Linked DNA regions of Homo sapiens: region 1 is linked to region 2. The links are chromatin loops, found by intact Hi-C in ENCODE. Cell type or tissue: OCI-LY7. All regions are shown on one strand. Region 1 has its middle 3.8 kb from the start of NECAP1. Region 2 overlaps SLC2A14 (solute carrier family 2 member 14).

The links. A loop is a pair of places that touch in the nucleus more often than their neighbours do. Peaks named below come from ENCODE experiments on the same cell type or tissue, not always from the same donor. Only the 100,000 strongest peaks of a DNase experiment are listed, where the experiment ranks them.
Region 1: a loop joins it to region 2, with 8 times the contacts of the local background. A loop is called at or near these places in 18 of 110 quality-filtered maps.

What each region holds. Positions count from the first base shown.
Region 1 is chr12:8,077,174-8,079,673 of GRCh38, forward strand. No RefSeq gene overlaps it. Among named protein-coding and RNA genes, the nearest start is that of NECAP1, 3.8 kb to the right of the region's middle. RefSeq lists an enhancer at 1-457. In OCI-LY7, CTCF peaks have their summits at 1,389 (motif pointing left) and 1,589; a DNase peak (open chromatin) is centred at 1,388.
Region 2 is chr12:7,859,062-7,861,561 of GRCh38, forward strand. The region is part of intron 2 of SLC2A14 (solute carrier family 2 member 14); the gene reads right to left. It also overlaps the pseudogene RPS20P29. Among named protein-coding and RNA genes, the nearest start is that of SLC2A14, 13 kb to the right of the region's middle. RefSeq lists enhancers at 732-1,527, 1,528-2,322. In OCI-LY7, CTCF peaks have their summits at 1,027 (motif pointing right) and 1,228; a DNase peak (open chromatin) is centred at 1,050.

The sequences.
Region 1 (2,500 bases), 220 kb after region 2:
AATCAGCTATTTCCTTAGTAAGTCATCTGCACTCTAGTAACCATAGCAGGTAGTAGAAATTCTTTCTGCTGGGTTTTCGTTTGATGGTGTAGTAGGGGGATGATGGAGTTGGGGGAAAAAGCAGATATCTTTAGTTTTCGGGCCTGGTCCTTCTCCTAATTACACCCAGCACCTGCCAGATGCCTCACATCCTCATTAAGCAGCGGAGAGTCACAAAGGGTGAGTCATTGCTGTAAATCTCCCTGGGGCCAAGTTTTATTCATGTTCTGAAGCTATTATATAGCTTGGACATGTAGGAGGAAAGGATATTTCCCTTAAATCATCAGGAAACAGAATTCTAACTTAAAGTGTCCCAAGTGAGACGTATCCTTTGCTTTTCAGGCTGTAGAACCTGATGTCTTTTCTTCATGAATAGTATTAATACTAAAGTAGCTTTGATCCTAAGTTCTGTAGTTATAGGACTCTCAATCTTTTTTATTTTTTTCTCTCTCTAGGTTTCTAGATTATTGTCATTTAAACTACAAATATTGATTGAACACCTACCATGTGCCAGGCACTGTTCTAGGTGTTGGGGATACAGCAGTAAATAAATCAAAGTTAGAATTCATTACCCCTCAGATTTGAAGATTGTCAAATTTACAAGCAAAGCCAGTTTAACCTGACACAGCAGCTACAGCACAACACTGCAGAGCAAGGAGTAGGTATGGCTAGATTTAGGTCAATGGCTGACTTTAACTGCTATTTGATTAAAATATGAGATCATGGTAAGACCAACACAGCGTTTTCAACTTTAAAAAATGTTCGTTTTTTGAATTGTTGAAATTGATGGAGGCCTTACCTATCTCACAGTGGAAAGAGTGTTAGTTTGTAAATCATGAGATATGAAGTTCTGATCCTGACTGCATCACCAACTATGTCTTTGGATGAGATCTGAACTGAAAGGTTACTAAGGTCCACTCTAGCTAAAAAAAATCCTGTAAACTATGATTCGAATCTCATTACAATTTTTATTACCACTGCATGTGTAGCAACTTCAGGATTTAGGAAAATTATACTTTAACAAATACCATTGATAGCAGTACCCTGAGCAATGATAAGTCAGAATTTAATCTGTGATAAATACCTTTTTGTGTGTGCGTAAAGAAGAGCTGGGAAATATGTTACTGGTAGGGCTAAGTTAAGAAAACCATAAGTTATTTTCATGTTTAAATGACATCTAAAAGTGACCAAGATTTGAGATGGGTAAGGCCTCCATGAATTTCAACAATGCATTTAAAAAAACAAGCTTTTGTTAAACTTGGTTAAATCATATACTTACAAAGCCACATACAAGAACACTAGCTTGACTTAGCACAGTCTACTCAGCCCAGAACCTGTGAGCTGTGTAGCTACTACCCCCCGGTGGTGGGCAAAGATAAGTTCGAGACAAGACATTTTTAATTTTTTTATTTTAGTTTATTTTTTTTTGATACGGAGTCTCATTCAGTAGCCCAGGCTGGAGTGCAGTGGCATGATCTTGACTCACTGCAACCTCCGTCTCCTGGGTTCAAGCAATTCTCCTGCCTTAGCCTCCCAAGTAGCTGGCATTACAGGCATGCACCACTATGACCAGCTAGTTTTTGTATTTTCAGTAGAGACAGGGTTTCAACATGTTAGCCAGGCTGGTCTTGAACTCCTGACCTCAAGTGATCTGCCTGCCTCAGCCTCCCAAGGTGCTGAGGTTACAGGCGTGAGCCACTGTGCCGGCCCAAGACATTTTTAATTATTTTGATTGGGAAAGAACAAATCATCCCTGTTAAGGCAGGCTGAAATGATCATTCATTTAGCAAATAAACATACAGAGTTCTTACTATAGTCTGAAAACTGTGCTAGATACTGGGAAAACACAAACCTGTTTCTTTCCCTTGGAAAACAGAGATGCCAACAAGCAGTTGAATGCAATGTGCTAAGAACTAAAACAGCTGTACAAATGTTGTGGGAGCATAGAGGAGGCAGTTACCAGTTCTATTTAGAGAAGTTGAGGAAAACTTCTGAGATAAATTGATATTTAGATTAGATCTAAAGGCATCTTACCAAGGAATGAACGGGAAGTGCATTTCAGTCTGGACAAATATGTTCAGCATGAATAAAAATGGCATGTATGGAAAATTATGGCAATGTGATCAGTTAAGCTAGAGAAGACATCGTGGGTGAGAGTGAGGAAGACTGTATTTTTTTCTGTTTCTGTTGAGATGAAGCAAGAGAAGGGAAATTTAAATTTATATAAAGAAAAAACATGGTTAAGTAAGGGTTTTTTTTTTTTTTTTTTTTTAGGTGAAAGGACTTGAATATACTTACATGGTGAGGGAAAGGGGTGAATGGAAAATGAGTTTTAAGATACAGGAAAGAAAGGAGATAACTGATTAACCAGGTCCCTGAGGAGATTGGTCCCTGAGGAGAATCCAGGGCACACACAAGTGGATAGGAGAAAGAATAGATGAAGATGCAGATAGGAGTATGA
Region 2 (2,500 bases):
CCCCATTGAATAATCTTGGCACCCTTGTCAAAAATCAGTTGAACAGGCTGGGCGTGATGGCTGGTGCCTGTAATCCCAGCACTTTGAAAGGCTGAGGAGGGCGGATCACCTGAGGTCAGGAGTTGGAGATCAGCCTGACGAACACGGTGAAACCCTGTCTGTACTAAAAATACAAAAAGTTAGCTAGGCGTAGTGGCGCATGCCTGTAATCCCAGCTACTCAGGAGGCTGAGGCAGGAGAATCACTTGAACCCAGGAGGCAGTGGTTGCGATGAGCCAAGATGGTGCCACTGCACTCCAACCTGGGTGACAGAGCAAGACTCCGCTGTCTCAAAAAATAAAAAAAAAAAGGAAATAAATTTTGGAAAGGAAGTGATAGTCAATGTGAGGTGCAAAATATACAGGTTTTGCAAGGAGCCCATTTATTATACATGACCAGGGCTAGGGTATTAACCATGGGAATAAATGACTGAGGTGGACTGGAAAACAAGATGATTGGAAATGAGTGGACAAGAAACTGAGGGCCAGTTGTCTCCATACATCATGGAATAGCCAGGACTGATGACAGTAGGAATGGTGAAAACCAAGAGAATGAATCAGGCTTCTAAATTTTCAGAGAATGTGGGGGAAGTGACCCAGGAGTTCAGTAGATTATTACAATATCCTGATGGCATGCACTGAAAAGAAGCTGAGTTTTTAAGGGATTAGCAACAGTTTGAAGTAGGCAAAGAGCAGCATCATAAGAGTTACAAACGAAATGCTGAACCTACCCTGTAGTACTTTCAGAGAAGTGAGATCCTCTAACTTGAAAGATCAAGAAGGGGATCATGGGAAACGTGGCATTTATATGGACCTTGAAAGATGAAAAGAATTTTGAGAGAAATAGACTTGGAAAGATAATTCCAGGCAGAGAGATGCTATTACCAACCAAAGAGCTGACACTGCTCCACCCACGCCTGGTGCTTTTGCAAATCCGCCTCCAGAGCCCGTTGCTGTGGTGCTAGTAACATCCTTGGTATTACCAGAGCTGGTTAGCAGTTGGCCACCAGGTGGCAGTGTATATCTTTGCGCCATCCCTCCCAGTACTGGCCCTGGAGAAAAACTGGAAGTGAGAATTAGCACAGGTACAGCTGAGGTGAGATCAGTGGCTTGTGGATTGTGTATTTAGTTAGGCCTGAAGAAGCAAAGCCCTCAGAGAAGAGGATAAATTTGGGAACATTTAGGGAAAATATCAGGCAGAAGATAAAAGGAAAGGAAATTGCCTCAGGGCGAGAGTATAATGAGGTCTAAAAAGTAGTAGGGGGCTCTTGGAGGGACAGCCATGTCCTCCTGGCCATTCCTTTAGGAACTAGTTGGTCAGGATAGCCACGCTGCCCTAGGCTTTACAAAACTCCGGAAATACACTCTTGGAACCAGAGGTGATAATTCACTGAATGAGGATTACCCCAACCAGCCACAGCGGGAAATCCTTGGAGAAGGTGTGCGCTGATTGGATCAGAGGCACAAAGGAAAAGAATCCCAGCATGAAGGACCAGTTGGAATGCCAAGACTCCATAAATCACTGCAAGAAAAACGCCTTATGGTGAGGGTTCTGGGATTTGGGATCATTTCCAGATGAGAATCCACAGATGACTCACTGCCTCACACAGTCCTTCTGAGGTTGTTAAACAGATTGTTTCCATCAGTATTGAGTCAGGAATTGAGGCTGCTCCCCACTGCACTTACTTGTCAACTTTTTTTTTTTTTCCTGAGACAGAGTTTCACTCTTGTGGCCCAGGCTGAAGTGCAATGGCGCAATCTCAGCTCACTGCAACCTCTGCCTCCTGGGTTCAAGCGATTCTCCTGCCTCAGCCTCCCGAGTAGCTAGGATTAGAGGCATGCACCACCATGCCCAGCTAATTTTTTATTTTTAGTAGAGACGGGGTTTCTCCATGTTGGTCGGGCTGGTCTCAAACTCCAGACCACAAGTGATCCACCCACCTCGGTCTCTCAAAGTGCTGGGATTACAGGCGTGAGCCACCTCGCCCGGCATCAACTGTTTTCATAAATTAATTATCAGTTGTTTAAAGAAAGAAGCAGCCAAAAGGAAGAACCAAAGAGAGAGGGGAGATGTGAAGATCTGTAGTGCAAGGTGAGGAAAAGGCACCAGAGCAACATTGGAAGAGAGTTTGGAGCAATAGTCTTTTTTTTGGTGGGGGGGAGGCTTGTTTATTCCCCATAATAATTTTCAAAAACTATGTATTTCCCCTACACATTTTTAAGTTGACATCTAAGAAAATTTTTTTATGTTTAAGTAGCTTCCAGGGATTAATTTCTGCTGTCTATTATCTGGTATACATGCTTTCAGTACCACTGCTAGCTTTTCCATTGCTTTTGTGCAAATTAGGCAAAGGTGCCCTTTTGGGAAAAAGCAGGTTTTCTAGGAACGGTACTCTTGTGTAAAGAAAAAATGTGCCCCTTCCTCTGGATGAGGAGGAGAGCCTGGCCAGTGGATTGCAGGC